Regions from separate parts of the Mus musculus genome. Here all the other regions are linked to region 2. The links are chromatin loops, found by intact Hi-C in ENCODE. Cell type or tissue: heart. All regions are shown on one strand.

What was found. Peaks named below come from ENCODE experiments on the same cell type or tissue, not always from the same donor. Only the 100,000 strongest peaks of a DNase experiment are listed, where the experiment ranks them.
Region 1: a loop joins it to region 2, with 4 times the contacts of the local background. A loop is called at or near these places in 24 of 42 quality-filtered maps.
Region 3: it touches region 2 in a loop (2.9-fold over the local background); 15 of 42 quality-filtered maps call a loop at or near these places.

The regions. Positions count from the first base shown.
Region 1 is chr6:30,208,711-30,216,710 of GRCm38, forward strand. It overlaps Ube2h (ubiquitin-conjugating enzyme E2H), which reads right to left. Exons shown (of 7, transcript NM_009459.3): 7 at 2,579-6,373. The coding sequence ends at 6,249. Among named protein-coding and RNA genes, the nearest start is that of Gm31221, 35 kb to the left of the region's middle. In heart, no CTCF peak of the experiment used is centred here; DNase peaks (open chromatin) are centred at 2,431 and 3,661; H3K27ac peaks cover 550 bases.
Region 2 is chr6:30,354,041-30,362,040 of GRCm38, forward strand. No RefSeq gene overlaps it. Among named protein-coding and RNA genes, the nearest start is that of Zc3hc1, 33 kb to the right of the region's middle. In heart, CTCF peaks have their summits at 2,922 and 3,947; DNase peaks (open chromatin) are centred at 1,776, 2,731, 3,911 and 6,301; H3K27ac peaks cover 3,102 bases.
Region 3 is chr6:30,300,312-30,308,311 of GRCm38, forward strand. Ube2h (ubiquitin-conjugating enzyme E2H) reads right to left here and starts at 4,228. Exons shown (of 7, transcript NM_009459.3): 1 at 3,741-4,228. The coding sequence starts at 3,793. It overlaps 1700095J07Rik (RIKEN cDNA 1700095J07 gene), which reads left to right and starts at 4,304. Exons shown (of 2, transcript NR_166056.1): 1 at 4,304-4,778. In heart, a CTCF peak has its summit at 342; DNase peaks (open chromatin) are centred at 250, 2,650, 4,250, 7,600 and 1 weaker place; H3K4me3 peaks cover 4,792 bases; H3K27ac peaks cover 7,000 bases.

The DNA of each region.
Region 1 (8,000 bases), 150 kb before region 2:
CCTGCCACTTCATTCTCTAAAGACCAATCAGTTTAAGTCACACTCTTCTGTCAATCACATTGTGCCCAATGGCTGCTGCTTTGAAAACTGTATAAATACTCGCCCAAATGTGCTGTGTGGTCGTTCTCTCTCACCTCCATGTGTAGGACAACCCCAAAGCGCTGGAACAATAAATTCCTCTTGCTTTTTGCATGGATTCCTGGCTCTGCATCATTCACTCAGGGAGTTCCCAGTAAGCTACGCCTTGCCAGAGTCTTACAACAGAAGGCTCCAGTAGGTGCAGGCCATCGACTCTGTACTTTGAACAGCATGAGGTCATAGTTCACAAAGCCTTAAGTCCTAGGATCCAGCATAGTAACCACACACTCTCTCTCTCTCTCAGTTACGGCCCCAGGATGGAGGGAGGGCTGGTCTACTCACTGGAGTGCTCACAATGGAATCCTAAGAGGGCAGAACTTTCTGCATACAGGGCAAAGCAGTGGTTCTCAGCCTTCCTAATGCTACAACCCTTTAATACAGTTCCTCCTTTTGTGGTGATTCTCAGTCATGAAATTATTTTCATTGCTATTTCATAACTGTAATTCTGCTGTTATGAATCAATTCAAATATCTGTGTTTTCCGACCTTTGTGAAAAGGTCATTTGATCCCCAAAGGAGTTGTGACCACAGGTTGAGTGAGACCCATTGCTCTGGAGGAAGGCGTTTATGTTTCTCAGCTGCTATCAGCACAGAACTCTTTTGAAATCTGCAGAAGGGTTTCTTGGGTTTTGTTTTGTTGAGAGAGGATCTGGTCCTGGAACTCTTTATGTATAGCAGGCTGCCTCTGTGCTGAGATCTACCTGCTTCTGCCTACTGAATGGGCCGAGGATTAGAGGTATATAATGCCACCATGCCTGGCCCAGAAGGGCATACACACACACACACATACACACACATGTGTGTATATGTATGAAAAAAAATCTGTGTTATCTATTATGTGTGTGTGTGTGTGTATTTCCATCCCCATAGACAAGAACACAGCTCTGAACTAGATAGAGGGAACACTCCTTTGAGGTAACTTTAAATACCCGAGGGGTCAGAAAACCTTCACCTTTCCAGAGGTTGTAGCTCTGGAGATCACACCTCAGCCAGCCACAATGAACTATCTTGGGGTGTGTTTGGTGGGTCTAGGAGTTGTGGGTATCCTAAACCTTGTTTTTCTTCTCTGGTGGGTAGGGCACCCCGAGATTCCAGGGTTTCAGCACCTCAGTCCAGAGGGGGAGGGTCCTGTTGCCCTTCAGACTGAGAGAAGTTCCTAAATTGTCATGGTTTGTATGTCCTTGGACCAGGGAGTGGCACCATTTGGAGGTGTGACCTGGTTGGAGTAGGTACGTCACTGTGGGTGTGGGCATAAGATCCTCACCCTAGTTGCCTGGAAGTTAGTCTTCCACTAGCAGCCTTTGGATGAAGACATAGAACTCTCAGCTTCTCCTGCACCATGCCTGCCTGGATGCTGCCATGTTCCCACCTTGATGGTAATGAACTGAACCTCTGAACCTGTAAGCCAGCCCCAATTAAATGTTTTTTTATAAGACTTGCCTTGGTCATGGTGTCTGTTCACAGCAGTAAAACCCTAACTAATACATAAGTACAACCTCTGGGACCCCAACTGTCTAAAATCACAAACTTTAGAAACCCCCTCTCCTGGAAAAGGAGCCATGCCTCAGGAAAGGAGGACAAGGTTTTGACACCCAGAGGGCTGCTGAGGGTGAGATTGCTGTGGACTCCTCCTGGGGCTGTTACCCACATTTCCCAGTTCAGTCAAAAATGGGTTCTATGAACTCCCAAAGTCTCTTGGGTCTAAAAACTCCAAACCTGTATTAGGACCTTAGTGTTCCAAGTAGCCTTTAAAGGGGCTATGGTATTGAATCAGGTCTGCAAGGAAGACTTGCAGACTTCATTGTTTAGCCAAGGACTGAAGGGTACAGGGGCTGGAACTTAAGTAGCCCAGCTCCTACGGGATTCAATAGCTCTGGTTTCCAGGCCTTTGGGTAAGGGGCTAGTGAGGACCACATGTTGAACTGCTGTTTCAGGAGTGCCTCATTGCTCTACCTTATTCAAGGGACAGTCCCAGGTGTCTGGTGCCTGACCTGCTTCCTCTTGCCAAATTTCTGTTAACAGGCAGATATGAAGCTGTCTCGTGGAGACAGCATCACTATGCCTACTTAACAATAAACCCTTGTCTCAGGTCCTCTGACAGCTCAGGAGACTGGACGGTACTGCCACCTGCTGGCTGGTTAGTGCATGTGAGCTGTAATGGAATTGAAAGGCAGGGTTTGGTTCCTCAGGGAAGTTATCATTGGGCACACAGGCAGTCCAGACAGTGACCATCAAGTTCAGACCAAGTTCACACCCTCAGAGAGGACGAGGAGACCAACCCATCTGGGCTTTGCAGGGACAGCTGTGATGCTCACACCTCAGCCATCCATCTGCGGGCGGGCCCCCTTGGTTATTGCTGCCCGAGAGTGACATACTATCCTGATTTGCCCTTGGTTGTGTTGGATGTGCGTGGGGCAGCTGTGATAGATCAAGTTCAGCCATTTGCCAAGGTATATACACATTTTATTTAAAAAAGTTTACAGTTTTCATTATACACAACTATTAAGAGGTTATAGTCAGAAGAGGCAATTGTCCAGGTGACAGACATGCCCACTAGATCATCACAATGCAAGGAGGGCAGAAGGGAGGAGAGAGGGCAAGGAGGGGAAAGCGGTAAAAAGCTTAGATTTCAATTAAGGGCTGGTAAGTCCCTTTTATCTCTTCAAGTATCACACAATATGTACCAAATACAATCAGTAATTAAAGGCCATTTCTTCCCGCACCTAGAGCTGTGTAATTGCTAAACCAAGAGCCCTGGCCACTCCTCCCGTGAGTGGGAAGCTGCACACCCCTGGCCCCCAGGGGCCGCCTTTCCATCCAATTCCCAAAGAGCTGGTGGAGGTGTTCAGTGGCCAGAGGAAGAGGAACATGGATTCACACGTCCAAAGAATGCAGTTCTTTGTGCCCAATCAGAAATGAGTTGGTTTCACTCAGCAAGGCTATGACCCAGTTACAAGTTGACAAAACAAACTGCTAACTTTTGCAAATGGCTTGACTTTTCTGAGTCACTAAAACACAAAGGGTCACATGCCGCTTAAAATCCAATGCCAGTACTCAGAAACCTGACCCAGAGAAACTAGAGACTGGCAGAGGGTCTGTCATGATTCTCAGCCACCCCAAAGAGTGGCCTAGAAAATGCAAGTGTCAGGTCAAGGCCACCTAGAACTTCGGGGAGCCCTTTCCAGGGCGCAGTTCCTTTGAGAAGGGACACTCCTCAGGAGCCTAGAGCAGCCGGTTGGCAATTAGAACAGCGTTTGAAGTGGACAAAACACATTAGTGCTGGAGAGATGTTGCAACTTCTGATAACTCATTAATAGAAACGTCAGTTGAGGCTGCTCATCTCTCTCGAGAGGGCAGAGACTGCTGACAAAACAATTTCTAATGCCAGGGTCTAGGTTGGCAAGCACGGAACACAGCCTGCTGGCCCCGGTGCTGGGCTTCCAGGGGTGCAGGGGTGTGGCAGGTTTTGGGGCTGCCAAGTTGCAGCCACTTCACTCATCGGTGTTTGTTTGGCAAGGGCTCAAGTCATCAACGGGGGCAAAGGACGGCTTCCACTAGGAAAGCACAAGGCAGGACCTCAACAGAACGGTTAGCTGAATGGCGGGCAGACGACAGCAGCAGCAGCTGTGACTTACTGCCACCCCTGCCTGTTAAAGCAGCCCTGCCCTGCTGCAGATCTCACCTGTTTACTGCAGGGACGCAGAGCCCTCAGTCAGAACCAGGCTTTAGCACTCTCTCCTCTCCTTTGCAAGTATGAGTATGGTCATCTAGTAACTAGGAGCGGGGAAGGGCCAGAAAGCTGGCAAACCTTCTTAACAGAGTCACAGCCCAGAGAGCTGCAACATGCATAGAACCATACTGGTGCCAGAGTCGAGGGTGGGGTGATGTGGGAGCGGTCATGGAAACTCCAGTGCTGCAGAACCCAGTGACACCTTCACCATACGCCGAGATGGACACACTCTGCACTCAGGTCTGCACAGGAAGGAATGCTGTCTCTTCACTGGGGCAAAGCGGACCCGGTGAGGGTCAGGAGCCAGAGCTGCTCACACCCGTTCCCCAAACTTGGCTCTGGTTTGTTGTGTCTGTTTTGTAGTTTTTCCATCAATATCAAAAGCAATTATCTGGACTTTTTTTTTATTGAGGGGGAGGTAATCAGAATACTATTTTTATACAGTATTGAAAAAAATACATTTTTTTTATTGTCTGAACTCACAATCACCACCCAGCAGTTCACGCCTGCTCTAGGTAGCACCCACATGAAGGCTATAGCATGAGCAAAGGCCTAATCCGCAGGGAAGCAAGCTGCAGGGCCAGCAGAAACCCTCCTAATCACACAGAGGACAGCAGGCCACGTAAGCAGGTACACAGCACACAGCTAAAGCCACCTTTCAACAAGCCAGGGTGCCAGAGGACATGAACCAACCCCAGCACTACAAAACTGCATGTTCCCCAAAGAAACCTTTTGCTTCATGCCCGTAATTAACATAAAATAAGTAAATTATTTGTCTTTGTATTTAGGAAAATAATCACGCTAAAAGTTGTACTTTATATGGATTTTCAAAGGAAAGACTGATTGTGCTTTTTGAATTAAAAAAAAAGATAGGTGTCTTCCAACCTCATTGACTTAACCCTTGTGGAATATAGCACTTCTAAACTAAAAACACACATCAAAAGAAAGGTTAGTCCAGTGGGACATTCAAAATGTCTTCAGGTCTTACGATTGGCTACTTCTACTGTTCTGGTTTTGTCAAAAAGAATACAGAGCAGAGCTGCTGTCTACACTGTCTCCAAATTCCCTCCAGAGTCAGGTCTGAAACTGCTGGGCACACTGGATGGCATTTAGCCGGCAGCATGGGCCAGGCACCTCAAGCCATCTGACTGGCTGTTACCTTGGAGGGTCAAAGTGTCCCCTCAACCTGCCTCCGTAACAATTCTCGAAAGTAGTTCTTCCCCACCTCCGGCCACTTTGGTACAAAAACTTCCGTTTGTTTCAGCTGTTACCCATTGCAAATTTAGGATGTTCTGGGTCTCAGACGCCCAATCTACCCACTCCCGTAAGCAGTTGGCAGCTTCCAGGAGAACTAAGGCTGGAGGTCAAGGGTCGCACAGGGGCTCAAGCAATGGGGCCAGTCTTCCTCCATCTGATGGTCCACTGAGCCTTGTCCAGGGAGGAGACTGTCCCTTGGTAGGTGAAAATTAAATCTGTAACCTGTCTAGGTACAATTCACACAAATTAAGAAAAAAGAAACACAAAACAAAAAACCAAAACCGCGTCCAGTTTCACAGCTCAGTCCAGGCAATGGATCAACAGGCCCCGTGCTAGGATCAGATGTCACTCTTGTGTCTTCATTCCCGTCTCCTCCAGTCCTGCTCGCTCAATAATTCCTGCTGGATGACAAGCTGTACCCCCAAAAGACATGGGTTCAGGAAATGCTCCCCAAATGTTCTCCAAGGCAAAACCAAGGTGGCTGCAGGTCTGGTAGCAAGGAGGGCAGGAGTCTACCTAGAAAAATGCACTTAAATCCGAGTCAAAAAAAAAAAAAAAAAAAATCAAAAGCCCTAAGTCTCACTCAACTCGCTGCATCTTGCTGCTCCTCACCAAGGACCACTCAGGACTAGGGAGCAGCTGGCAAGGACGGAGCAGCCTCACAGGCTCTCAAAGCACGCGTCTCAACCCCTTCCTTCCCACTCTGGAAAAGCACTGTTCTATCTTCATCCAAGAGCTGGTAGATTTGGTTTGTTTCTTTGGAACCATCAATAAAAAGAAGCAAACTTTTCCTGTTTTCCTCATGTTTACCTATGAGAGTGGCAATCTCTTGACAGTTCAGTAGCACACAGGCTGACTTGGCCAAATGGACTTATGAATGCATGCATTCGGACTGCATATTGCTACCAAAATGGAATGTGGGAATATGCTATGCACCTCAGGTTGAGAAATGACCAAGAAATCAAGATCTAAAGGGTGATATATAATATATATATATCAATGCTATTATTCATAAAAACCTTGTTTAGTAATAAAAAAAATTGCTTTGTTTAAATATGAATATTAGAGTCTGCTTCTCATGGTTAGGAAATAATAGTCTTTCTGAAAAGCAGATGCCTTTTCTACTACAACTCCATGTCCTGGGCCTCATCTTCTGAGAAGTCAGACATAGAACTCTCCGATGAGCTGTCGCCAGTGCCCTCTTCCTGTTCCTTCAGGGCCTCTTCCGTTGCGTACTTCTGGATGTACTCTGCAAAGAGGGGTAGGGTGAAGAAAACACAGGGTGTGAGCGCAGTGACCCCAAGGTGCAAACTCACCTGCTCACCAGTGTCACAATAACGAAAAGCAAAGAAGGGGGACTCTGAAGAGGAAGTGACTTGTCTAGGTTGAAATGGGCAATCCACACTCTTACCTTCAGAAGAGCGGTCAGAGCTCTTAACCGCTGAGCCATCTCTCCAGCCCCAATAAACACTGTTTACTTTCCATCAAAATAAAGTGACTTATCTCGCTGACAGAAATGAAATGTGGTGACTCCACAGTGACTTATTAGGACACCCACCCGACAATGTTCTGCCTGACCCCTGGGCTTTGGAAGCAGACAGTGATAATGGTCTCTGTTTGCTCATCAGGAACTGCTGCTATGTGAGGCTCAGGGTCATGGAAGAGACCCTTGGTCACTCACCCAAGAGCCTAGGCCAAAGTGCTGGTTAAAAAGAATTTAAGAAGTGCTGAATAAACAACACATTTGTTCCTAAAAGCACGCTGTGTAAGTAAATGGCCAACACATACGACGGAAGGGCAGTGGTGGGAATCCCATCAGGGCACAAGCTGGACCCAGGTCCCTCATCCTCAGGCTGTGGGTGGTGCTGTTGAAGCTGCTGAGGAGCAGGCAGATCACACAGGTCTGCTGATGCTGACCAGACTGCACTGGGTCTGGGTGGGAACATTTCCCTGTTTCTTCAGTTTTGTTTTGTGAGACAGCAGTGTATTCTTGGCAGGTCTGGATCTTGCTGTGACTAGACTAACTTTAAAACTTGCCATGAGGGAGGCTGGAGAGATGGCTTAGCTGTTGGGAGCACTGACTGCTCTTCCAGAGGCCCTGAGTTCAATTCCCAGCAACCACATGGTGGCTCACAATCATCTGTAATGGGATCCGAAGACCTCTTCTGGGATGTCTGAAGACAACAACGGTGTACTCACTAACTTGCCAGTGTACCTCCAGTGCTGAGAGGATGTGGTGTGTACCACCACACTCAGGCTCTTTCTGAACGAAGTTTATAGACCTGAGACTCAGAGCCCTTAAAACCTTAACAAATGTAATTAAGATTTTTTTTTTCTTTTTAGTCGGGAGCTCATGGTTCTAACTTGAGTCCAAGGATAATTAGAACTTCTGACCTTTTTTGCCTCTTCCACAGTTCTCAAATGCTGAGATTATAGGCATATACCACCATGTCTGGTTAAAAATGTACTTTTTAGGTTGGAGAGATGGCTCAGTGGTTAAGAGCACTGACAGCTTATCCAGAGGTCCTGAGTTCAAACCCCAGCAAACATATGGTGGCTCACAACCATCTGTAATGAGATCTGATGCCCTCTTCTGGTGTGTCTGAAGATAGTTACAGTGTACTTTCATATAATAATAAATAAATCTTTGGACTGGAGAGAGCGGCGCCAGAGCAAGCAAAGGTCCTAAGTCCAATTCCCAGCAACCACATGATGGCTCACAACCATCTGTACAGCTACAGTGTACTCATATACATCAAATAAATAAATCTTTTAAAAAATGTACTTTTTAGAATAAGGAAAATGTTAAATTATATGCATGTGTGTGCACAGGTGCTGGAGGAGTTACAGGTGTGGGCTACCCTATGGCTGGCTAG
Region 2 (8,000 bases):
GGAGAGAGGCCAGGCAAAGCTCTCGGGCAGGCGCTTGGTGGTCTACTCTCCTGGGGAGCAGAGAACTTCATTCCTACCCCAAAAGGATGGCTCCCTTAAAACAGACAAGCATCATGGTACATACCTGTGATCCCAGCACCTGCAAGGTAGAGGCAGGAGGATGGAGAGTTTAAAGCTGACTACAAGAGAACCTGTCTCAAATATCAAAACACAAGGCAGGGTGAAGGGGCACAAGCCTTGAACCCCAGCTCGTGGGCGGCTTGGCAGGCAGAATCTCTGAGTTTGAGTCCAGCCTTACAGTCACTACATAGCAAGAGGCATGTCAGCCAGGCTTACAGAGGGAGATACAGACCCTGTCAGGAAAAAAAAAAAAAAAAGGAAGGAAGGCCGGGTTGTATGCCTTAAGTCCCAGCACTCTGAGTTCGAGGCCAGCCTGGTCTATGGAGTGAGTTCCAGGACAACCAGGGCTACACAGAAAAACCCTGTCTCAAAATAAATAGATAGATAACTAAAATAAAACAGGGAGGGGAAAAAACAAAAACAAAAACAAAAACAACCAAGAGAACAGGTTGGTGAGATGGCTGCTGTTATGACAAGGACCCACCTAAAGGTAGACAGACAGAATCAACTCCAAAGTTGTCCTCTGACCTCCACTCTTGTGCCATGATAGACCCCTCCAATCACACACACATCTTTTTTTTTTAAATTAAAAAAAAAAATTAGGGGCTGAAAAGGTGACTTAAGAGTTAAGAACAAGTGTTGCTCTTCCAAAGGACGTGAGTTCAATCCCATACGTCTATGTCAGACAACTCACTTCCTGTGACTCCTGCTCTAGGAGACCTATGGCTTTTGGCACACACACACACTCTCCCTCTCCTTCTCCCTCTCAAAAACAGAAGCAAAACAAAACAGCACCCACCCACATCACTTCCTGTTTCTTGCCCGACCTCACTCACGGCCCCTTTGGCTTTTTTTTTTTTTTTTTAATAGGACCTCATGTAGCCCATGCTGGCCTTGAACTCACCACTTATCCAAAGCTGACCTTGAACTCCTGACCCCTCTGCCTCTGCCTCCCGAGTCTGGGTTCACAGCTTTCCATGTTGGCCTTCTAGTGCACAGATGAGCCCTGCTATGGGTGCAAACATTCCCCTCACAGAGGGTACCCCCAGTTTTTCTCCTGCCACACCCTTGCCTCCCTAATGCACTAAATCCAAAGAGCTGGGGACTTTCTTGTCATTTATCCTCATTTTTAACGCCTCAAAGAATGTTTTCTAACTCTGTTGTGATTTTAAGACTGATTTTTTGAACCACGGCACCCATATTTGCCCTCCTTTTACTTTGAAAAATTCCTGGGCTAAGTTTATGGGAACTGAGCCCAGATCACAGCTGACCACTGAGGAGCAAGAGAGCTGGGGCCCCTGCAGACCAGTAAGGTTCAGGGAGAGGATGGAGGTGTGGACCGTGTGGTGGAAGGAGGAGGCCACTGCCCTGTTCATTCTATGCCTTTTACTTTGACCTGTGAAGTGATTTTTCCAGAGACTCTGGGATCCCAGCATTGTGCTCACCTCGCAGTAGGCATTAGGCCTTCTGGCCTCTGATCTGGGGTGCTCACCTGCCTCAACTGGCTTTCTGAGGGGAAAAGAGGCAGGAAGTGGTGCAGCTGACCAGACTGAGCACAGGGAAGGCGCTCCTGACTCCCTGTGGCCTGCTAGTCCAGATCCAGGCTCAAGTGGCCGCAGGATAGATGACTCAGGTAAGCCGTGCAGGCCAAACAGGCAGTGTCCACAGCCCAGCAGGCCGGGCCTATAATTAGCTTGCCTGTTGTCTTCTTAGCACCATCTCCTAAGGGTGGCCCTGCTGGGCCCTGAGCCAAGGCTGGAGGAGGCTGGCAAGAATGTGGTTATCTCACTTGGTGTTTGGTTGCCCAAGATGCTGCTTCCCGATGCTTCTAAAACTGGGCATCGAGCTGAAGTACCAGCACCTCTGCTGATGGGGGAGAGCCACTGGGCGAGAAGAATCCTTCCCATAGCAAGGATGAGCTAGCGAGACATTCTGGGATGTTTTTGCCTGAGCCCAGTGCCCATTTCTTTTCCTCAGACCCAAAAGTCCCTACAGCCTGGAGACACGGGTGGCCAGGTGTGCAGCTAAGGATTGCTTAGCAACCACGTAACAAACATCAGGTCCCTTAGCTCTTAAGCAGCCCTTTGACATAGACACTGACTACTCCTGCCCCTTTTACATATCAAGAAGCAGAGGCCCCAGGAGCTGGCTCAGAAGACAGACTGATAACAAGGGCATCCAGTATTTGAGTCCAGATGGCCAGATCCCGACTGACTCTGAGCTGGCTTGGCCACAACCTGTGTGCCGTCTTGGCTGTCACTCCCCACTCTGACCTTGGCTGAATGCAGGGAGTCAGGCCATAGTCTTTGCAACTTTGTGTCTGGTTCTACCGCTGGACAGGTATGGAAAGGGCACTGGGTGGAAGGCCCTCCCTTCCCTGGCCCTGGACAGCCATGTTTACTTCTGGTTGGGAAGTGTGGCTTCATAGGCACCTGACTGACCTGACGGGGTGGTAATGAACTCATGACCTGTACCACTGACTCACGGGCCAAAGCTGCTTCCCCACTCCATTCCTCAGTTTCCCCGGTGGATCAAGGGGCAGTAATGACCTCTTTGTGTTCCGTGCCGCCATGAATCGGGGTCAGTGAGCATCAGTCACACACCCTGGAATGCTCACAAGGAAAGGGTCATCTGCCGGGCCCGAGCTGCACGGTTGCCCGTGATGACATTGCTCTGGCCCTTGGCCCTGTGGCCACGTCCTCCAGGTTTTGTTACTGGCTTAACTCTGTGGGCTGGGTTTGGAGTGACTCAGCCTGAGTGTTGGTGACACCTTGGGAGGACTGGCGTCAGTGCAGCCATGTGGAGCAAGGTGGCTGCCAGTGGCTCGTCTCCTCTTGTGGCTTTCTCTTCTGGCTTCCCAGTCAGTCTGGTCTTTAGGCATTTCTGCACGCCTCTAATGGTGGATACAATGTCTCTAATGCTGGATACAAGGGATTAGCCCTGAACTTTAAGGAGAGCATCCTCAGGAGTGCCTTTAATCCCAGCACTCGAGAGGCAGAGGCAGGAGGATTTCTGAGTTTGAGGCCAGCCTGATCTACAGAGTGAGTTCCAGGACAGCCAGGGCTATACAGAGAAACCCTGTCTCAAAAAAAAAAAAAAAAAAAAAAAAAAAAAAAAAAAGGAGAGCATCCTCCACTTCTCTGGATCTTCACTAAATACATTCTCTTTCCTCTTCTCTGGGCACCCACCTCCATGCTGTCCATTTTCCTATCACTGGACTGGTCTGTGCTACAAAGCAGGCAGCCCCAACTTCCAGTCTACACTGACTTAGACAAGACAAAGCCAGATGCTGTGGCGAGGCTGGCGAGGTGGTGTCTGCCTTCCATAAGAGCGCTAGGGAGGCACATGGAGGTGGGTCTCTGTGTCTGAGGCCAATCTAGTCTAAATAGAGCAGAGGTTCTCAACTTGTGGGTTGCAACCCAACGTGGGAGGGGTTGTCAAGTGACCCTTTCACAGGGGTCACATAAGGCCACCGGAAAACTGGTATTTACATTACCATTCCTAAGTGTAGCAAAATTAATTAGTCATGTAAAAAGAAAAAAAAAATCACGAGAAACTGTATTAAAAGGGCCACAGCATTAAGAAGGTTAAGAACCACTGACAAAATTTCCAGACCAGACAAGGCTACAAAGTGAGACATTTTCTAAGACAAAACAAAACAAAACAAATCAAAACACCCGAAAAATGATGCAGAAATGAGGGTGAACCATTTGGAAAGGAGAGTTGTCGCCCAGGGCCTGTCCCCCAGTGATTGGTGGCGGTGGGTCCGTGGTTGTTTGAAAGGCAAGCTGGAGTTTAATGTGAAGCACTGGCGGCACCTAATGGCTCTAGTGGGTACTGCTAGTATTACAGCTTGACACTATAGCTAACCTGACCTTGAGTCTGGACTAAATACCTAAGTTTTTGGAAAGTGGGCAGATGCTATGGCTCTCATAAAGGGGAAGTTTTCTAAGTTTTCTAGCCATTTACTACCTCATACGTCACATTTTCCTGGATGTCTAGTTACCTACAGAACACAGATCACTCTAGTTACACACGTTTTTGACCCACATTAGATAAAGAGCAACTTAAAAACTCTGAGTATCATTCCACTATATGAATAAACTACATTACAATAATAGTCCTGGGCTGGGGAGATGGATCAGCGGGTAAGAGCACTGACTGCTCTTCTGAAGGTCCCGAGTTCAAATCCCAGCAACCACATGGTGGCTCACAACCACCCATAATGAGATCTGGCATGTCTGAAGTCAGCTACAGTGTACCTATGTATAATAATAATAAATAAATCTTTGAAAAAAAAACAATAATAGTCCTTTGATTTTTTTTTTGAGGCAATGTTTTTCTTGTTTTGTTTTGTAAGACAGGGTCTCAGTATGTGGGCCATCCTGGAACTATGTAGGACAGACTGGCCTCAGTACACACAGCTTCACCTGATTCTACCTCCTGAAAGGTGACATTAAATGCGCCCGCCACTGTGAATGACTACACTATTTTTTAGATCTATTTTCTGCATATGGGTGTGTGTTCTGCATGTATGTTGATGTGCCACGTGCATACTTGGTGTGAGAGATGACCAGAGGGTGTCAGGTTCTCTAGAACCAGGGTTATGGATCATGTGGGTGGGGAAAACTGAACTTGGGTCCATTTTAAGATCAAGATATGCTTTTAACCTCTGAGCCATTTCCCTGGCCCTTACAATAATCATTTCAATAATTTAAATGATAGTCTCCCAAGCTATACTCTGTAATCAATTACCAGATGTTTAGGTTATCTTCAATTTATTTCAAGTAGAAATATATAAACATTGTCATGCATATGTCTTGTCTTTTGTGGAACCTTGGCTAGACTTTGGATACAGATGGTCCAAACTTGAATGTTGGCCCTCATTGGCTAGTGACTTTGAGCAAAGTATTATGTTTCAGCATCCTCATTTGTGAAAAGGAATAGTGATTATATGGGGCTTTAATGATGAAGCTAGGCCTCGTGTGTAGGCAAATGTCTGAAAAAACGAGTAAGATCAGTTTTCCAGTGTCCTCCTGCTGAGCACTGCTCTTCCGTCCTCCCCACCTCCCTCACACTGCACGAGAAGCACATTCTAGACACAGCCTTGACTCTTAAGATGGCCACAGAGCTGCCTCATTTGTGGGGACTACAGTGCAGCTTCCTTTCTATTGGCTCTTACTGGGCTAGACAGGACTGGCCTGGAACTGAACAGACTTTGAAAAGGGTCGCGTGTGTGTGTGTGTGTGTGTGTGTGTGTGTGTGTGTGTGTGTGTGTGTGTGTATGTCTGGTCTTGACTTCTTCCTGAAGGTAGTGAAGGCCTTCCTGGTAGATAAATCTGGAGTCCTAGGCATTTTGGTTCCGACTTCTACCCCCTGGTTGCTGGTCACTTTCGTCTCTACAGCTCACTGATGTACTGGGTAGACAGCTCAGAGCATCGAGTACAAGGTCAATAAACGGATTAAAACACTCTGACCCTCAATCCCTGTGACCTCACTGCCCTACCCAGAGGCCTGTGCACGGTCTCCTGGTCCTCCATTGGTTTCAGCTACATGAATCAATTTAGTTAGGGAGGCACTGAAAAGAGAACATGGGCTAAAGATGGAAAGAACAGCCTCTCAATGAAGGGCTCAAGTGTAGCATTCTCTCCTAAAGGCATGGGTCAGCGGGCCAGATGACGGCTCTATAAAGCCAAAGAAAACCCAGAATAGGAAAGGAACTAAAAATAGTTAGGAAAGCTTGAGGAGGAAGCGTCTGAGCTCTTGGTGGTGGTCAGGCCATACAAGCAGCTGTTTTTGTTGCTGAGACAGAGCTGGGTGGAAAATAGTCAAGAGCTGGGTTGAGAAGCAGTCCCAGTTGTCTACGGGTGTGATGACCAAATGTGGAAAGCCCCTGAAAATAATGTCCCACTCGGTGAGTCTATTACAATTGGCTAAAATCTACAAAGAGCTAGGAAACTAGTGTTTTATGAGCCGTGGCAACACAATCCTCCTTTCTACCGAGGCAGAGCTCAGCTCAGGGCTTGGGAAAAGAGAATCACAGAGTCACGAGGCCTGAGTTATTCCCGGCTGCAAGGCAATGGAAAGAGCAGAAGGTTGGGAGGGAGGGACTGGAGTGTCACTGTCTGCCACACTCCAGCTATGACAGAGTGAGGGATCAGATATCTTCGAGCGTCAGTCTTCCCCTAGGCAAGCAAATCAGCTTGCATGAGACACCCGACCTCTGCCAAACAGAGGCTCCTAGAGGCTCCAGTGCCAACCCTGGCAGGTCAACCACAGGGCTGGGAGGATGGAGAGAAGAGAGTCTGGATGACCTTGACTCTCACTAGGGCTAAGGACAGTGAAAGAAGGTGCAAACCTGGGAAACAAAGAAGGGGGAACTGGGAGCTGTTACCCAGAAGACAAACAGAGGTTAGTCAGCATCCCATAAGACTGCCCAATAGAATTAATAAAGTGGGAAATCTTATAGGATTATTTTTGTGGGTAATAAATGTATTAGTCTGTTTTGTGTTGCTGTTAGAAAACACCCAAGACTGGGTACTTAATAAAGAAAGAAGCTTTTTGGTCATGTGGTGGTGGCAAACGCCTTTAATTCTAGCACTCAGGAGGCAGAGGCAGGTGGGTCTCTGTTCTACAGACTGGATTCAAGAACAGCGAGGGCTATACAGAGACACCTTGTCTTTTGTTTTGTTTCGTTTTTTAAATTTTTCAAGACAGGGTTTCTCTGTGTTCCCCTGGCTGTCCTGGAACTCACTCTGTAGACCAGGCTGGCCTCGAACTCAGAAATTTGTCTGTCTCTGCCTCCCAAGTGCTGGGACTAAAGGCATGTGCCACCACACCCGACGAGAAACCCTGTCTTAAGAAAACCAAAAAAAAAAGGGCTGGTGAGATGGCTCAGTGATTAAGAACACTGTTTTTCCAGAGGTCCTGAGTTCAAATCCCAGCAACCACATGGTGGCTCACAACCATCTGTAATGGGATCTGATACCCTCTTCTGGTGTGTCTGAAGACAGCTACAGTGTATTTATGTATAATAATAAATAAATCTTTGGGCTGGAGCGAGCAGGGACTGAGTGAGCTGGGCCAACCGGAGTGAGCAGAGGTCCTAAAAATTCAATTCCCAACAACTACAAGATTCACAACCATCTGTACAGCTACAGTGTACTCATATAAATAAAATAATAAATAAACAAACAAATAAATAAATGAGAGCTGGAGAGATGGCTCAGTGTTTAAGAACACTGACTGCTCTTCCAGAGGTCCTGAGTTCAATTCCCAGCAACCACATGGTGGCTCACAGCCATCTGCAAAGGGGTCTGAATCCCTCTTCTGGTGTGTCTGAAGACAGCAATCGTGTACTCATATACATAAATAAAAGAAAAAGAAAACCAAAAAAGGAGGGGGGAGAAAAGAAAGAAAAGAAAAAAGGCCACAGTTCTGAGGGCTAAGAGCACAGTCAGCGTTTCTAGTGGGAGACATGTAAGACAGCGATCCCAAAAAGCTTAGGGTTTCTCTGTGTAGCTCTGGCTGTCCTGGAACTTACTCTGTAGCCTCAAACTTAGAAATCCTCCTGCCTCTGCCTCCCAAGTACTGAGATTAAAGGCATGTGCTACCAACACCTGGCCTTTTTTTTTTTTTTGAAAGTTTAACCTTTTTTTGTTTTGTTTTAATTTGTTAAAAATCATTTTATTTTGTGTACATGTATGTGTGCAGTAAGCATATAACACCATCCACATATGGAAGAAATCTGTTGTCTCCTCTTCTGTGGGGCCTAAGGATTGGTTTCAGGTCAGCAGGCCTGGCAGGCACTTCTACTCACTAAAGCATCTCTCCAGCCCACCGTTTTGGGTTTTTGAGACAGGGTTTCATATAGCTCAGGA
Region 3 (8,000 bases), 54 kb before region 2:
TCCCCATTATGATAAGATTCAGTTTTCTAGTTTAATTTTTTGAACATTTCTTGAGTCTGAGTACAGGTTTTCCTTTTTTTACCCCTTGAAAATACCCTTGGTTCTGTCAGCAGCTCAAGGCATCCCCAGCCCCCACCTCCTTTGTATGTAAACACACTCTTGTCACACACTCCCATCAGCTGTTTGGTAGCTCCACCCCTCCTCCTTTTCCGGGTAGTAACAGAGCAGCCAATGAGCTGCAAGGAGCTGTGCCTGCGGCCTTTTGCCTGCATACGCTTTTCCAAAACAAGCAGCTCTAGCCTTCAGCAGGGGCACTGGTTCACAGATAAAAGGCTCACCAGAGCTGTGCAACAGGGCGAGACAGTCACCCCCACCAACAAGGAAACCCATGTAACCTGAGCTGTTTGTTCCTCCACCAGGGACAACTTCAACCAATATTCCTTTAGGGCAAATCACGCTTAAGGTCACCAGAGTCCCAGTTCTCAGACAATCTAAATAATCAGTGGTTGCCGATGGAAACCTCAAAGGTGGCTAGTCCTGTGTGGCTCTCAAGGCTAGCAATCTACCTGGCTCTGGCAAGCAAATGGCTGCACTATCCAAGATCATTTTACAGAACCTAGGCTAAAGACAAGTGGTTTTTATCCCGCAGCACCCGAAAGTCATGTAAATCAGTTTCTAGGCTCCTGTGGAGGTTTGCACAACCCTCAGCTGAGGATCAGAAGAGAAACAATGAATGAGTCAGAGTTTCAGAGTATAATCGCCCAGCAGATTAAGTGCATTGGTGCAAAACACTCACTCCCTGCATAACTTGGGAGTCGGCTATCCTACCAACCCGTCACAAAAGAAATACCACTGGCTCTGAAAGAGACCGTGTCTGGCAAGGTGCAGGAAAGCAGTGACCAATTAGTAACACACCCTCTTCTCTCCCTACCCCCACACCGCTACTTTCCTACCATATAGGTTGCTGCCAAGCTATAAATCCTTGTAGTGTAATTATGCCCAGAAGACAGCCAAAAATGGGCTGAAACAGGAGACATTGATGAAACTGGCTATCAGCCTCTACCAAAGAAACCACGGAGGGACGACGACAAGTACCAGACATTCCTTCAGACCTTTTCTTTCTACTTCCTTACCACCATCTTTCATTTTTAATCCTCAGCACTGACAGGTGATTGTACCCATCTTACCAGCAGACTGAAGAATTCACTCTTAAATTTTTCACTAAGTATACCTTTCCCCAAAATTGTAAACTCCACTTGGGCCTACTGATGTGAATTCAACTGAGAAAGGAGACCATAAAATCTCTCACCTCCACAATACACACAAACATGCACACACAAAAGGAAATCCGAAAAATTTTCACTCCCAAACTACATTAAACCAGAAAATAAACTTGAAGTAGAGATAGCCTCTAGCTTTCAAATCAAAACTGTTATCCTCTTATCTCAGAAATCTACAGTTTTAAAGAGCCCTGCTTTCTTTGTCAGCAAGGGAGGTGGGGAAAGAACAGAAGCCAGTGCATCTTTGCCTTTCTTCATCTTCTACTAAAAATAAGCTATGAAATAAGCCACTTAGGGAGAGGGGGAAGAGAGACACCCCGCTGTTCTTTGTTTCCCTCTCCCTCGCTGCCCCCCCCCACTAGTCACCCCCCCACACACCCGGACTCCTAAATGCGGTAATCATTCTAGATGCCACAACTACTACGTGAACAAAAGGCACTGTATGGAAAAGGCATCAGGTCAAGTTAGGCCTCACTCTTTATCCTCAATCTTTCAGAAATCTATATATGAACGTAATTTGAGGATCTGACATCGATCAAAAACAGCTGGAATTCTCTCCCCCACTCCATCCCAATTATACATTAGGGTGAAATTTGCATTAGGTGTGATGGTAACTCTCAAACTCTCAATTCAAGACAAAAAAAACTCCTAAGTCTAGCACCATGTCATTTCCTAGTTTCTAAACAAAAATACCCCCCCAACTGCTTTGTGTAGAATGTACAGAGCCATGGTTACAAGTTTTCCTGCGGTATGAAAAGCCAGCATTCCGGTATCATTCATGCATTTACAAAACAATCACAGCCACAAACAGCCCATAAAAGAGTAGATGTCACATTTGCCTAGGTGTGTATCTAGCGTAATACTCTTTCTTACTGGCTTCACTCTAGTCCTTCCTACTACTGCCCTTCCCCCAAATTCTAGATTTCAAACCCTAAAACTTGCGAGTCTAACCACTATTCTTAATTTCTAGCCAGCTCTCCCCTGGGCAAAGAGAAAAAATACCTTCTTATTCTTGAAAAGATGTCACAAAAAAAAAAAAAAAAAGAAAGAAAATGAAAAAGAAAACTCTTGCCTAGGCAACTTTCCTCCCATCCCCCAAGTTAAAATCCTAAGCAAAAACTACTTTTAAAAACTTCAGCAAATTCCATAACTGAGTTTTTGACAACCACCACTGATGTTTAGGAAAAATAAAAAAATAAAAAACAGCAACAAGTAAGAGAAGGAATTACCTGAAGAATCTAGACAAACAACTTGAGTTATATAAACAAAATCCTGCAACGGGGGAAATGGTTGGGGGATGGGGGCGAGGCAGAAAAGAGAAACAGGAGACAAGACTTGTTAACAGCCTTTCACACACTACCGCCCCCCCTCACCCTCTCCCTGGGGATCAGCTATTTACAACACTGGGCTCTCACCCCCACCCTCAAAAAATAAAAACATTTTTTTAAATGCTCGATTTGCCTTAGGAACCTTCGCGAATTTCTCTACTGGTCATGCAAAAAAAAATCAGCCTGGATTCCAACCAAAACCACTGCCTGGAGGACTCTTATCAGTTACAGCTCTCCCACTGCAACCTCGGGTGTATATAAAGCTGGGGGAAGGGGTAGAAAATAAAAGGTGTCACTTGGCCCAGATCAGGGCAAGCAGTCCCCAAGAACCATATCCTCAGAGGGAGTTTTGCTCAAGTGGCTATTTTGTTCGGGGAGCTCCTTTCTCTCCTTCGTCCCAGCTGTCAGTTCCACAATATGGAGGGTGGCCTGCCTGCTAAGAGGGCCTGGGGGTCCTCACTGCATGCACTATGAGTGGGATAGGCTTTGTGAGTAGAAAGAAAAACAGGAAGGTTCTCCAGACCAGAAGGCTTAACAGGAGTGTCTGATTTAAAACACACGGAGCTCTTTATTACAAGAGGGGGCCCTGGGCAGGCTACTCTCTTCCTAATATAGAAAGGAATTAGGGATAAAGAAGGTTGCTTGAGTTACCCCAGTTTAAGCAGCACTGTGACTGGAAGGAACAGGGACACCCGAGAGAGAGAGAAAGAGAGAGAGAGAGAAAGGCTTCCCTCTCAGGAATTTCTATAATGAACCCATAAACCCAAAGCTAGCAAACAGGAAGCAAAGACCCTGAAGATGAGCTCCCGGTGACGAAGGAGGCGTCTAGTTATACCCCCACACACACCCCTAAGAAAGGGCCGTCTTAGGAATCCAAACGTCGTAGAGGGAAAGTCAGGGGCTGGGGGTGGGGGGGGAGTGCAAGGAAGGCGAAGAACAACGCACATCTCGGGGGGCTGCAGATAAAGGGGGACTGAAAAAGCCCTCGGCTCCGGGGAGGTGCCAAGGGGCCGCCGTAGGCACTGGGGGAGGGAGGGGAGGCGCGGCCAGTGGCCTGGAGTGCCCCGGAGCCCTCGAGTGGGCACCCCCACCCGCCCCACACGCAGTCCGAATTCCCCTCCATGAAGGATACAGCTTGACTACGTCCGTGTCCATCCGCCTCTTGCCGGGACTGGGGGATGACATGGTGTCGCCGCTGCCGCTGCCTCCCCGTCGCCTGCGCCGCCGCCGCCTCTCTCCCCTCCTTGGCCCGTCTGTCACGGGCTCCGGGCCCAGCTCGCAGGGCCCCGCGGCCTCGCCGGCTCCTCGGCCGAGGTGGCAACACCCGCGCGGTCCCGTGGGGTCCGCTCAGCCGCCGCCCCCCGCACGGGGGAACACCGGGCACTGCCCCGCCGAGTGGGGGCGGGGACCGAGGCGCCCGCTCGGGCTGCCCTCCGACTGAGGCTCCGCCGCGGCCCGGGCTGCCGCTGCTCCGCGCCGTGCGCCGCTCCCTCCCGCCTGCGCTAGCTCGTTCGCCTGCCCGCCCGCTCGCTCACGCTCTCGCCAGCTCCCAGCTGCTTCCTCCACAAGCCGACGACTCCAGCTCGGTCGGCCTCTCTACCCTAGCCTCGCTCTAGGCGCCGTGATGTCACCTCTGTGACGTCATCTGAGGGGCGGGGCGCCGGTGGGAGGGGAGGAGCATCGTCGTCGCGGTGTAAGCTTGTCAGGGGAGTTCTGGGAGATGTAGTTCCTCTTTCTCCTGCCATCGTGCATTCCCTCCGCCCCCTCCCCCAACCTCCTCACACACTTCATCGATCAACTGCCAGTGTCGTTACCATCAACATAAACGACGGTAGTAAATAATGGCAGTATGATTACATTCATACTTTATGTACCACCCTCTCAACAGTGCTGCAAAGGCTGTTTGGATATGGAGGAGGCCAAAGTGGCAATTACTCAGACTGGCGTCCAAATCTGGAAATTCCCACACCAGCATGTTCTCTCCACTCTGCTCCCTCTTCAGAGGGAATTGGTTTGCAGGGATTTAGACTACAGTAAGGCTTCCCCAGAGCTTGCAAACAGGGTTCATTTACCCTCTATGCAAACAAGGTCAACAACTCCGGAACTGCAGTAGAAGCAGCAAAGAACAGAAATAATTTGATACTAACATCCTCATTCTACAGAATTTGAGGTAAGTTGAGGTCCTTTTTAAAATCACAAAGGTGACTGATAGAAGCACCCTAAATAAGTTATAATGCAGAACAAAGACACAGTTCTGCCCTCTGAACTCCTATATCAGTTCATGACTCTGAGGATACAGTGTAGATGAAGATGAAATTTACACAGCTCTCCCAGAATGGACCAGAGTGTCAGCATCATTTGAGAACTAGGAAGGAATGCCTCTAGAAGGGCCTTAGGCCTACTCAATTAACATATGCAGTTGAACTAAGTTCTCAGACAGTTCCCTGAACAGTGAAGTCTGAGATATACTGCTCTACAGGGCTCAAAAGTACTGTAAACCTAAGGAGCAACAAGGTAAAAGAGGCAGAATAGTGCCAAGTATCCTCAAAAGCTTTATCTATTGTCTTTTCTCTATGACACACACTTGGACTTTGTCAGGTCAGGTACTGAGGGCTAAATTGAAGATCATTTGCTCCTATCTTTCTACCCTTCAAAATGCCAGCTATTTTTTTTTTTTTAGTTGTAACATACATATAAAATATACAATGTTAACCATATTTAAATATTCAATGCAACAGCAAAAAACCATTAAATATTGTGCAAGTATGACTAGTGCTCATTTCCTGAACCTTTTCATCAATCCAGACAGAAATCATGTGCCCTTAAAAGAATAACCCCTCCTCCCCATCCCACCAGCCCCTGGTAACTTCCACTCTATGTTCTGGGGAGAAAAAAAGACTATCCATTGCTTTCTCCTAGGAGAAATCTGTCAGCAGACGGGTATGAAAAGACTTCTAGCCACCTTTATCTGATCACTTCATTGAAGGAAGAAAACAAAACAAAACAAGATTTGTCTTTCTCACTGTCTGCACCAGACTCCCTAGGGTGTTATTGCCCCTACCAGCTTTCCTAGAGTGGCTCCCCCAGCCTCCTTTGCCTGATTACCTCCCTCCCCTGTGCTAAGACAGTGGTTTTCAAGCTTGGCCCAACACCTCAGAATCACCTGGGGAGCTTGTTAAGCTCACACAGAGTCCAGGAACTGCTGCTGGGAATTCAGAAGGTCTGGGGTGAGGCCTAAATAGCCTTGTCTTTAACAAGTACCCCGGATGTTTCCGATGCTGGCCAAAGTCAGAAAAGCTCTGCCGTCAAGATTCCAAAAGATGTCTCAATTTCGAGACACCTATCTGACTGTTAAGTGCATTTATAAAGTCCTATGCCCAAAAGGCAGGAGCTGTGTGCTCTCTGCTCCTCCACCACACACACAGTGGCACCTAGAGGACCTGTGGTCATTGTCTCTAAAACCACAGCATATATATAGAACAGACAGTCAAGGAAAGGACACTAGAGGAAGAAAGGCCTGGAGTTAGGGCTTAAAAATTCTACATGGTCTTTTCCTCCTCACTGATACAACTGCTGTGAGCAAAAAAACTTGGGAGACTAACCAGAGAAGTGTTTCATAACGGAAACTTGCAGACCACGCTGATGGTGGCAAGCCTGCTCCCTCCACAGGTAACGGAGGGTGAGCCCTGGAAGCAGTCTTAGCAAAGGAGAACCATGATGTCCTTTGGAGGTTGTTGGTGGTGGTGGGTTTTTGGTTTAGTTTGGTTTGGTTTTTCGAGACAGGGTTTCTCTGTATACCCCTGGCTGTCCTGGAACTCACTTTGTAGACCAGGCTGGCCTCGAACTCAGAAATCCTCCTGCCTCTGCCTCCCAAGTGCTGGGATTGAAGGCGTGTGCCACCACGCCCACTGTTTTTTTTTTGGGGGGGGTGGATTTATTTCTGTTTAATACATATGACTGTCTGCTTGCATGAATCCATGTGTATTATGTGCCTGGTGCCCTTAGAGGCTAGAAGAGAAAGAGTCATTTTCCCTGGAACTGTTGTTACAGGTTACAGACAGTTTTGAGCCCCTTTGTAGGTACTGGGGACCAAACTTAAATCCTCTACAGAAGCCGCACTACATCTTAGCTGCAGAGCCATCTCTCCAGTCCTAGGAAGTACTTTAACTCTTGGCTACTTAGGACTGATCTACCTCTCCCTGCTCTTCATTATGCCTCAGTAAGTTACTTATATCCTTCCTGAACCTCAAATTTCCTCATCTGTAAAGTATGGGCTCTGATGCCCTACCCAGATTGAGTGGCTTGATGGAGTTCAATGGAAAAGATCAATGTGAAAGCCTTAGATGTTATGAACTGCTTTCCACAGGGGGAATGGGAAATACTGATGACCAGGTGCACTATGGGAAATACTGATGACCAGGTGTAGTCTGGCACTAGTACTGGTCTTATGTAACTGTTACTATGCTCTTAGCACCCCATTTCCCCCACTCCTTATACACCAGTTATAGGAGGAGGTCATTCGCTTTGGGGAAATTGGTTTTGTTTACTTGCTTTTGAGGATGCTACAACATCCATTGTCTCTGTGGCAAAGGTAGGCAGGCACACATTTCCCTCTGGGTATTTTTGCCATTTGTTCTTTCCTGAATGCGCCTCCCCAAGTCTAACCTTCTTCCTTCCTGCTTCCATAGCTTCAAGGAACTCCTGAGCCTGCCCTTGGCTGAATAAGTTCAAATTTTTTTCCACAGCTTTGCTAAAGAAAACTGAAGTTACTATCGAGTCTGTTGGTTTGCTTTCCCCTTTCTCCCATGTTTCAGCCGTTCAGAATGTCAATAATTTACCCTAAGACAACACCAGGGCCTGGGAGTGTCTGTTTATACTTGTGCACTCGCAAGACGGAGTTCTGGAATGAGCGATGAGCTTCCTTATCAGGTACAGCCAAGGGGCGCCTGGGAGGGAGCAGCTGTCCGACCCTGCCTGACTCACCAGTGTTGCAATCTGAGAAATGGATTCTGGGCCTGTTTATCTCTGCCCCGGGGCAGGGCCAGGCTTGACCAGAGGGGCCTCTGATCTCATATGCAGCTTCTACAAGGCAAGAAATAAGCTTGAGAGAATATAGTGCTTCCAACGAGACACTAAGATGAAGCCAGGTTTTTGGCAGAGTGAGTGGAAGAGGCCAACAAGAAACTAAAACCATTTCTGACATGGCCTATTAATCCTTAAGGTGAATTTATGGTTGTCCCTACCCAGTGTTAAAATAGCCCCACCCCCATGCCCCCAACAGTCTCCTGTTCCCACGGGATTGTTTCTCAGAGAAAACAGTTCACTCTGAGCTAGCTCACTCTAATGACACATCGCAGGTCTGGATCCCTTCAGGAGGTCATCATATCTGCAG